Regions from separate parts of the Homo sapiens genome. Here region 2 is linked to region 1. Evidence: chromatin contacts called from ENCODE Hi-C or POLR2A ChIA-PET data. All regions are on one chromosome and are shown on one strand. Each heading gives the region's core, a stretch centred on a gene start or an enhancer-like site at or near the end of the contact. The rest is flanking DNA. Distances are from core to core; before and after follow the strand shown. Region 1 overlaps EXD2 (exonuclease 3'-5' domain containing 2). Region 2 overlaps GALNT16 (polypeptide N-acetylgalactosaminyltransferase 16).

What was found. A loop is a pair of places that touch in the nucleus more often than their neighbours do. ChIA-PET counts read pairs that join two places held with the same protein, here RNA polymerase II (POLR2A). Pooled maps may share reads with other maps.
Region 2: a pooled map shows a loop between it and region 1 (2.2-fold over the local background). The contact joins two enhancer-like sites. A Hi-C loop is called at or near these places in 1 of 168 maps with a recorded cell type or tissue (endothelial cell of hepatic sinusoid) and 1 of 50 pooled maps. POLR2A ChIA-PET finds 5 or more read pairs at or near these places in 4 of 52 experiments (GM12878, PC-9, WTC11 and 1 more).

The regions. Positions count from the first base shown.
Region 1 is chr14:69,238,560-69,244,164 of GRCh38, reverse strand. It overlaps EXD2 (exonuclease 3'-5' domain containing 2), which reads right to left. Exons shown (of 10, transcript NM_001193360.2): 10 at 147-3,281. The coding sequence ends at 3,065. The region is part of intron 2 of GALNT16-AS1 (GALNT16 and EXD2 antisense RNA 1); the gene reads left to right. Among named protein-coding and RNA genes, the nearest start is that of GALNT16, 19 kb to the left of the region's middle. RefSeq lists an enhancer at 4,819-5,443. Within about 2 kb of position 1,409, at least 4 of the 41 ENCODE cell types and tissues checked have a DNase peak (open chromatin) inside an H3K27ac peak, as active enhancers do.
Region 2 is chr14:69,315,173-69,320,405 of GRCh38, reverse strand. The region is part of intron 1 of GALNT16 (polypeptide N-acetylgalactosaminyltransferase 16); the gene reads right to left. Among named protein-coding and RNA genes, the nearest start is that of GALNT16-AS1, 57 kb to the right of the region's middle. Within about 2 kb of position 2,490, at least 13 of the 41 ENCODE cell types and tissues checked have a DNase peak (open chromatin) inside an H3K27ac peak, as active enhancers do.

The sequences.
Region 1 (5,605 bases), core at 160-2,659:
TGACATGGATAAGAATAAGTAACTTATGGCTGTGCTCTTAAGCGTAAGCCGTAACAAATCCCTGAATATTGTGCCTCATTCACTTTGGGATGGCAAATCACTAATTGTTTGTGTAGCAGGGAAAAAACATCTGCCTACAGCCTATATTTTAAAATTTAAAATTTTATTTTTTTACCTTTTTTTTACATTTTTATTTTAAAATAAACAGTGTTTCCAAAAAACATTGACTACAAGGGGGAAATGAGGCAATAAGGTTGGAAGAAGGGAAGGACTCAAGAAGAAATGCTGAACCTGCAAACACAATGATCAGGGAGCATGCAGAGAGGCCCTTGCTGTGACACTGTCCTCTCACTGCTACTCCTATGAAGCCCAGTGACTATGCTGGGACACTGGAGCTAAAGGGTCAAAGAGAAGCATTTCATTCCTAAAAGGTGATGTCAATTTGTACTTAGCCCCAGCAATGTGAATCCCCCTCTTCACAGTCCAATTCTAAGATTCCATTCTTAAGAAATTACCAAAGATAGAGCCAAAGAGATATATACAAGAAACTTTATCACATCATCATTGATAATAAAAGTATCTGAAACAACCAAAATTTTCAACAGTGTGGGGATGGATAAGGTAGAACCACTAGAAATCTATTTTCAAAGATTTAAAAACATAGGAAGTTACTCGTGATACCATGTTAATCAGTGAGAGGGTAAAGTTAGGATACCAACCTGTATCTATGTATGACCTTCAATTTTGTGTAAATATACACCTTATATGCACTTTTTAATACTGAAAGGAAATTCATAAACATATCAGCAAAGTTTAGCTCTGTTTTAGATGGAGAGAAGATGGCTAATTTTTATTCTTTGTTTAGATTCTTCTGTAATGAGCATTGTTACTTTTATATCAGAAAAATAGACATTTGCCATAAAATAAGTCTACCCTCAAATCTCTGATTTAAGACGACAATTGTCAGTCTTAGGAAAAGCCTGCTAAAGTTCAAAGCAGACTCAAAGAAAAAAGATTCAAATCTACACAGTGACTCTCTCCTGAAAAGGATGAGAAATCTTGTGTGACGCAGTCTGGCTTTTTCCTCTACTTTGCTGCTGGCTCTATTTTACTGCGCCTCACAGAAAGCTCCATGGGAAAACCCTTTCCCTAGCACCTTAAATGACCTTAAGTGTTTCTCACCTCTTGGCATGAGGATTAGAAGGAAAGAAAATGAAACAGCCCTACTCCCTTGTTTCAAAGGAAAAATTTTTCTTGCAAAGCTATCAAAATGACTTAAAATCAGCTATGCAAAATTTGAAACATAAGTCATGAGTTACGTTCAGTAACCAGTTGCTTTTTTCTCAAGAATGAATATAAAAACAAATCTATGAGTGCCCTCTTGTGGCAAGCCTGACTATTACCACAACCCAAGTACCAGCCTCTCCCTGTCTATTTCCACGGCTCTCCTCCACTCCTGGGCTCCGCATAACACAGCCAGGAGGCAGAGACCCCATAATAACCCACTACAGTGAATGCACATTCCTCAAAGTGGCTGGTACTATTTGTTTTCAAGGATTTCTAGTTTAGATCCCAGAAATGCCTGCCTGAAGACAAGTGGGAATGAAGGGTCAGAAGAGCAAGATGCAGGATGTGCACGTGGGTTCATGGGCTGCTACTGATGGCCGATGGTGACTGTGTCTGGTATATCCATGCACACATACCATGGCACTGCCAGGAGGCAGGGACCTGTAGGATAAATAGCCCCTCCCCTAGGAATGCCAGTTTTATAAAGTCGCGAAGTTTTACATTTACATCCAGTGAGCCTTGTGCTTACAAGTAGTTTTATTATTAATTTTAGAGTAAACATCACCAACTTGGGCACAATTCCAAAATAGAGCTCTTGTTGGATTCTGGTCATAAAATTCTTTTTTAAGCTTGTTAAGATCTTATAAAATAAGAAAGTTTTCCCAATACTTTAGAAAAATTACTAATCATTAATAAGTCGATTTTATACTCAAAGTAATGGCCTAACATTTTGAAAGATGAAACAACGCTCCTCTTTTGAACATCTAATGTATTAAGTAAGCTCAGTGTCCCAGGCTTCAGAGGAGACAGAGAAGTCCTCATATTGCAACCTGACCAGATGACTCTGGGAGTGAATTAAATGCTTAAAAGAGGTCAGTCTTGCAAATTCGATGAAGCACAGAATACAGGGGAACTGATACTGATTCTGATAAAAGATAACATTACTCTCAGAAAGGGGTGAAGCTAAAAATCTTGCAGTTCTGGGGCAGGAGGAGTGCAACAAGCAGGCAACAAACAGCATGAAAGGAAAAGCTGAGTGAATTTCAAAGTTCTATTGGGAGATGGAGTTTGTGGTTCTTTCTGCCCCACCCAGGTCAAAGGCTCATGTCCAGAAAAGGATTTCTCCCAGTGATAGGGTGGAAGTGTGTGGCAGGAAGTTGCTGTTTGGTCCTGGAAGTGTAAAGGAAAGCCTTTTCAAGTACGTGAAGTAGACTGAAGTGACCCAGATGGGATGGATCCCAACCACATGAGTTACGGGAGAGCATGAAGCCAAAGAAATGATAATTATGAAGTTGAATTGGGAAAATAAATTTGACTCCTTGTTCACTTCTCCAGCCTTTGGAAGAACTTTTTCTCCCCTCCTAACAGGACCGATATACTGGACAGCCCCTGTTAGAGATAAACCGAGGCACTAGACAAGGAAGAAATGCATTAAAAACATTTTTTTTAAGTCTTGACAAGTCACTTCTGGGAGAATTCTTCATTTTTCCTCTGCACAGGGACAGCAGAAGAGGGAGAGTAAAAATAAAGGCGAAGGCCTCTCTTGTCCACAAAAATGAGAGGAAAAAAGACCCTGCCCGTTTAAAATCCAAAACCATAAACTCTCCTTCAAACAATATCTTTGCTCCAGCAGAAGCATCCTGGGATTAGTCTAGGTTAGTATTCTGAGTTGTGTCACACAGGCTTTGACAATTAATGATGTACTAAAATGGGAAGAGGTGACTCTTCAACCTTGGCTCCAGCTTCCCACTTGTCCTAACTGGGAGGAAAGCAGCTATCAAGACAGCTGGATGGGAAGATCTTCCCCGAATTTCCGGAGCAGCTTCTGATGGTTGTGGTCCACTGACCACTGCTGGGGCAGGTGCTTGGGCTGCATGGAGTCCAGGAAGTGCTGACGCCAGCGGCTCTCCAGCTGCATGAGGGAGCGCAGGCCACCCTGGCTGTGACACTGCACCACCTTCAGCCCGTGAGGAACATAGTTTTCATTGGAGATTCTGCCAAAACATGAAAAACAAAGTGTCTGAGGGAAACAAGCGCAGGATGGCCTCACAGACAGCTTCAAATGCTGCGCGCCAAGGGTAACTGGGGAGGTTGAAGGACTCCTAAAGGGTTAGTTACTTTGGTGTTTTCGAAACATCCTCTTTCTTATCTCTGCCCTTTTTATAGTCTGAACATACGACTCGCAATCCCAACAGAAGGTATTTGAGGGTTCTGAGCTCTACTGACAGGAAGGCCACTTCATAATGTTCAGCTCCCACGAGAGGGGCACTACCATCCAGCTGATAATGGATGAAGAATGCTGGTCTTCCATTTCTTCCAGGATTACCCAGTGACCAGTTCACCCCTCTTTTAAGTTGTTCATTCTGGGACACAGTATTTATATGAGGCTGTTAAATCGGCCCGCATGTTACACTTTTTCACAACACAATTTAATAACTGAATGTCAAATGCAAGGTAGCATATTTCTTTAGAGCCTTTTTTCTCACAAAAAGATGCCAAGCCACAGTGGTGAGAAGTGTTTCGGTCACAGTGAAATGCTTCCATGGTTGCTCAGTTGTGCAAATGGTGCCATTAAATGAGAAGATGAATGCCTCCCTCCTTCCTAACTAAGCAGAGTCCTTAAAAAACTGCTCCGATGCTGTGTGAATGGTGCTTTCACCTCCTGTGAATAAAGATGACCTTCCTCAAGGAAGCACCCTGCCCACACACACTCTCCTCTCCCTACATCCATACCCCATGTTCAATCCTCCCTCCCAAGACACCCGCCACCCCAGCAGTGTTGGCGTCTCTGGGTATCTGCAGACACTTTATTATTAATATTTAGCTCATGCGCTTCCCACTAACTTGCCTGTCTCCAAACAACTGTTCTTCTCAGTCACAAGTCCAGCATTCATCTACCCAATTCAGCAAGATGAATTTGTTAGAAAAGTCTGTGGCCGAAAGGGGAGGTTTAGCTGCTTTAGAAAACATATTGGCAGCTGGGCGTGGTGGCTCATGCCTGTAATCCCAGCACTTTGGGAGGCCAAAGCAGGAGGATCACTTGAGGTCAGGAGTTCGAGACCAGCCTGACCAACGAGGTGAAACCCTGCCTCTACTAAAAATACAAAAATTAGCCGTGTGTGGTGGCACACACTTGTAATCCCAGCTACTTACAAAACAACATCTATTCTACAACCTCACAAAATAGTTATGGGGATAAAATTCTATAATTCTTTTAAAACCCTGAAAGATTTTTTAAATTTAAGATATAGTAGCAGTTAACCAGTAAGAAATCTAAATCCTACTTTGTCGGGTTGTCATGAGAAACAATTAAGGCAATTTATGTGAAGTTTATTAGCTGGTTTGCTGCAAGATATAGTATATCTATAAATAACTGTTCAATAAATATTTGCAGTATCTGTAATGGATCAGTAGTAATGGATAAGAGTAAAAAAATTTTTGTTTTCTAAAAAAATTAAATATTTGCTTATAATTGGAGTTACTTTTTTATTTTTCAGTTAACAAAAACCAGCATCACGCTCAAGGTTTTGTGAACTTATCAGTTCCCTTATTTCAACTCCTGGTCCTGTTGGAAAAAGTGACAGTTGGGAGGCAGAACTGCGCATGGTAGCCCAGAGCTCTTACCATCTGAGCCACGTGCCCATTCATTTCTCATTTCAGAATACTGCATTGTGTCACAAGAATTCAACTATGTACTCATGGAGAAGGAGGGAGAAAGCAAGGAAGGAAAAAAGAGAAAAGTAATTTACATAGTAACAGCAATTCTGCTCAACATTCCATTCAGTGAGCCGATACCCTGGAGTGCAGGTGAGATAGGAACCATGAATTCATTAGTCACAGTTCTCACAGACCTGTATAAAGTCGGAGACACAAAACCACACATAGAATTGGCCCTCCATCTTTGTGGGTTCTGCATCTGTGGATTCAAACCTCAGATCAAAATGATTTGGGGCCAGGCACAGTGGTTCATGCCTGTAATCCCAGTTCTTCCAAGGCAGGTGGATTGCTTGAGGTCAGGAATCTGAGACCAGCCTGGGCAGCCTGGTGAAACCCCATCTCTACAAAAAATACAAAGATTAGCTGGGTGTGGTGGTGCATGCTTGTAGTCCCAGCTACTTGGGAGGCTGAGGTGAGAGGATCACTTGAGCCTGGGAGGTGGAAGTTACAGTGAGCCAAGATAGTGCCACTGCACTCCAGCCTGGGTGACAGAGCCATATACTATCTCAAAAAAACAAAACAAAAAAACCACAAAACTATTTGGAAAAAAAAAAAAAAAAACTATCTGTACTATCTGTACCAAACATGTACAAACTTTTTT
Region 2 (5,233 bases), core at 1,241-3,740, 75 kb before region 1:
CTCCTGTCTCAGCCTCCCAAGTAGCTGAGATTACAGGTGCGCACCACCACGCCTAGCTAATTTTCATAGTTTTGGTAGAGGTGGAGTTTCGTGGTGTTGGCTAGGCTGGCCTTGAACTCCTGACCTCAAGTGATCCACCCACCTCAGCCTCCCAAAGTGCTGGGATTACAGGCATGCGCCACCGCGCCCGGCCATCAAGAGGCTTTTTAAAAAGCATCCAGGGTCAGAGCTATTAAGTCACAAGGTCTGGATTTAAACTGGTCATTCCGACTCCAAAGCCCATGCTCTTAACCAATGTTCTTTGCGGGATATTGGGGGGGTGAGTCCTGGAGTGCACCAGACCTCTAAGGCAAGGTGTCCTGAGGGGACTACAAACCAGAATGGATGCTGCCAAGCGCCTGCAGATTGACAGTCTCCTAGGCAGAAACTTGGGCCTAGCCCTGGCCTAGGCATTATATGAGGCACCCGATCAGTAAAACACCAGGGCTTGGACAATCTGCTGCATAAAGAACTACCTGTAAGGACAGCAAACCCCTGCAGGCTGATGCCAGAGCTACCAGAACTCAAGTGCTCAGACAGTGATGCATCTTCTCTGGGACTTTTGCTTGCTCCTGAAATGGCCCCTGTAAGATCCACTGGTCCCCAGGCACTAAGTGCTGGGCAGTGATGGATGGCAGATGCCATTGCCCATCCCGTTCCTTCATGGCCACACCCTACCCTGTGCTCCCAGAGTCTCCAGCAACAGACACTGGGGAAGGACACATCTGAAATTAACAGATGGATGCAAGCACCCTGACATCTCATTACTTGAACCAAACTGCTGGCTGGATGTTCTCCAGAGTGCCATGAAATATCATCAACTGTGGGTACATCCCAACTCCAACTTTCCGCCCAACCATCAGCCCTGGGCTGAAGCTGGGGCCCCAGAGGAAGCAGAAAGGAGGGTGAGAATTGCCCACTCACAAAACTCTTGCATGAGGATGCTATCACAGGCCTAGTCCTAGAGGGATGGTCCCAGCAAGGCAGCTAGACCTGTGGGGAGTGGATCGCTGTGTGGAATGACACTGGGACTGTCACCAGCAGCTCAGGGCCTCTATGTTCCCCTGAGAGCCTAGCCCCCGACCTCACTGGACAGGCATGCCCAGGGTCCGGGGAGCTCTGATCTCCTGAACTGCTGCCACTCTGTAGCGATACTACCTTCTAGGGTTGCCTCCTGTCCTAGGAGCCAGTTGGAGGTTCCCTGAGGGCAGAACAGTGAGGGAGATGTCCTCGTGTCCACTGGGCCCACCCCATGCTAGACACAGATGCTCATGATGGTAACACTGCTGTGGCTGCTGTGTGGAACACTGAGGTGGTGCCATGCCAGAGACTGAACAGATGTGGCGGAGCCCCCAGTGAACTCAAAATCCATTTCAGGAAAGACGGAAGATGGAAGGAAGGAAGGAGGGAGAGAGGGACAAAAGGAATGTTCTGGCTTGGGCCCTGGATCGCCAGAAGGATCCAAGCCATCCAACTCTGAAAGGGAGAGTGATTCTTTTTGTCCTTCCCACCTGGGAGAGCGATGGATGCCCTCTTAGCTCTAGGTCAGGGAAATGGAACGGAGCCTCCAGTTGATGGCAAAGGAGCTAAAATTAAAGAAAAACTGCAGAGGGATGATTTGCTGAAGCTCCCAAAGGGAGAGTATGCACTTCGTTATCCTCCAGGTCAGCTGTGGGAAATAGCCATGTTTGTTTATTTAGGACTTACGGCCACTCTGTGGGCTCAGGAAACCTCTGAGTCCTCATCCCACACTCATTCATTGCCCAGTGAACATTGACTGACAGTCACCCATCTACCAGGCACTGGGGCACCCTTCTGAATCACCTAAACATGCATTCATTTGTTTATGAATGCTTGCATTCACTCATCCATTCATGCATGCATTCATTCAACAAAGCTCCACCAAGCGCCTCCTATGTGCCAGGAAGCAGAAGTAAGGTTTCTGAGATAGTTCCCCCTGCCCCAGCCTGCTGCCTTCCCCACTTCATTCAAGGCTTCCTCAGGGCCATGGAGACTGTTGGGGAAGAATGTCTGCTCAGGCCCAGGCTCTCTAGAGAGGTTCCTCCCAAGGCCTCGAAATTGAGTTACACATCCTCAAAGATGCTATTGGGAAAAGTAAAGTCTGCTGTTCCCTTCCACAAGCCATACTCTCTGGGTGGTCCAACCCCGCTCCAGGTGGTATCAGGGTTTGGGGTTTGACTCTTCACCTGTGAGACAGGTGTCATGGAAACAACAGGCCCAGAGGCCTTAGCTCTCCTTTCAGGATGACCCTGCTGTTCCTTGGGGTTGGAGCTGAAATGTCAGTTGGCCCTGAGCCAGTGAAGTGAAGGGGATCCTGAGGAAGGGTAGGTTGTGGCTCCTGGCCACAATTCCATGACCTCTGAAGGGCTTTCACTTCCTCTCTCCTCAGCTCTCTCTGGCCTCGCCCCGGTCACCACCCAGAGCCGTTCTACTTCCGATATGTAACCCCAGTTCCCATGCCCAGATCATAATCATTTCCTTCCAGCTCTTGAACTCCTCCTTTTGCCTTTAGCCCCATTCTTTGATCTTGAGACTTCAGGTCTTTGAATGTCCCACGGGTGCCCCTAACTTGGCATCTCAAAACAAATTCCCCACTTATCCCAAAGCTGCTGCTTCTCCTGCATTCCCTGTTGCCGAGATGAGCAGTTCCACCCAAGTCATGAATTCACAAAATCGTCTTTGATGCCCTCCCATGCTCCATAGCCTGATTCAATGTCTGCCCTGTGTATTCATAGGCAGTGTACTTAACAACACTGGTATTAACTCAGCAAATACTGAGTGAAAACCTACTATGTACATACACTGGGTAAGAGGCTGGGAATGTGGAAATAAACAAAAGGCAACATAACCCCTAGAACAGGAATCCAAGCATCTGGTCCCTTTCATGCCCCATCCCATGCCAGGCTTGGCCATGGAGGATCAGAAAGAAGAAACCGCCAACCCCAAGCTCAGAGCGGAGCTGGAGAACTGACCACAGAACCTCACCCCACCCTGACTCCCACTGGAGCAGGAGTCTGCAGATGTCGTGTGACCAGTGGATGCTGTTTCCCTCCTCCCCTCTTCTAAAGGGGAACTGTGCTGCTGCTAGCCTGCATTCCATCCATGTTGCTCACTAAGTGTATTGGCGAGGGAGTAAATGCATCATTTGGCACTTGGCTGCAGGACCATGAGGAGCTATATCTGGACCAGCTCAAGAGACTGGAGATCCTGGGCTTGGAGCCACTAGATGGGACTAGCTTGGCTGCCCTCTCTGGAGGGGGTAGTGAAAGTATTTTGGGTTGTTGGTGGAATTCTTATGTCAAGCAGGGGCACATGTCACATGACACTGACATTTGTGCTTTACTTCTCTTTCTTTTCCACTAGATGGTGAGCTCTTCCTCATGGGGCTCCCTGCACCTGGCACACAGTAGGTACTCAACAGGTGGTTGCTGAATCAAGGAATAGATAAGTAAATGAATGAATACCTAAATATTGTCCCTGCTCTCAAAGGACCTATAATCAAATGGAGAGAAAACAGCAAACAAATGGGACCCTGTGATACATCACGTGACCTTCAGTGCCCCCCCCCCTCACAGACTACAAGCCCCCAAGCTCACAATGGCCTGAGGCGCTCTCTGGGCAGGTGTCACCTTGCTGAACTTGCTTCCACTGCTGCCCCTTACTTGCTCTGCTCCAGCCACACTCTCTTTCTGTGGAAGGCTCCTCTGTGTAGGGCCTGCAGGGCCCTGCTCAAACCTCCTGCAGGACGCTGCTCAAACCTCACCTCCTCTGTGAGCCTTCCCCAACCACCACATGTAACTCTGTGACCCCAACCCGACCCTCTCATTCCCTGCCCTCCTGCAGTGTTTTGCTTCTCCTAAGGCACTCATTGCAATCTCACAGTCTATATGTGCTTTACTTATTTATTTTAGGGTTTTGGCTACCTCTCCCCACAAGATTATAAGCTTCACTAGGGCAGGGGTTTTCTGTTTTGTCTCATGCTGAATCCCAAAGCCCAGAGAAAAACCTTGGTGATTGTAGGCACTCAAAAACAATAGCTACTGAATACATGTGTAATCTCAAGCCTCTCCTTCCTCCTTTCCCCACCATCCCTGCACCCTTGGCCAAATACAATACTTGAGACTGAGGTGGACCAAGCCGGCGTATGGTAGTTTGCCTGTCTTGGAGATCTTCTTCCCCACTCATAGGCTTCTGGCAGGACTGTCATTCACTGTCCCCTGTCCCACCAACACCCCAAGCACCACCACAAGGGTGAGCACAAGACCCTGGCTAGGCCAATCTCATTACTGCACCTCTAGACACAGTGATTGGTTCAGGAATGGTCATTTGATTTGATCTGGGCCAATCAGAATCTTCCCTGAGACTTTTCTATACAATGAACTTTTTTTTTTGCCAGCACTGCCAAGCGTGCAAAATGAGAATCTTCTTGTCCATCACATGGAGAAACCTTGTCTGAAAAATGAACCAAGAAGAAACAATCAGAACCAAGAGATGTAAAGTATCTATCTACCTACCTACCTACATATTTTTTTTTTTAAAAACTGATTTGAGTTGGGTGTTCTTCTCTAGTGACCAAAAGTTCAGAGATATCAGTCCTGCAGTTCTTCCAATAAATAGAAAATCATTCTCCACAAGTAAAAAACAAAGTCAAACCCAAAACCCAACAAGTGAGTCACTGACAACAATGACAGTCACTGGTGTCAACACTCCATTCCAAAATATCAGGCCCGTCTTTGGCATTTGGCCAGTGGCTTAAGTCTAGAGTTGGGTGGGGCATTCCCAGCCTTCCCCAGCAGGCAGGGCGGTGTTCAGGCTTTGAGACTGGGGGTTCCATCTGGACCATGGCTCCAGAAGCCCTGGTGTTGCCATGGTGAGGAAGGAAGGTTGGGGAGATGGTGAGTGACAGGCTGACGAGCCTCCCACATCCTTCCAGCCTCCTGCTGAGAGTTCTTGGCTGATGTTTAGACAGTTGCCTCCCTCCCCAGTCTTTGTACTTTTAGGGAGTGCCAAATCCAGCACTTCCGTGTCCAATAGGTCAATCACATCTGAAATGGTTTAAGTTGAAATAATGACTTTTTTCTATAAAATGGGAAGAATTACTGTCTCACCTTGGACAGCTTTATTTTCAGTCTATCATTTCGATTAGACCTTGAAACTTCCCTAACTTGCTTCA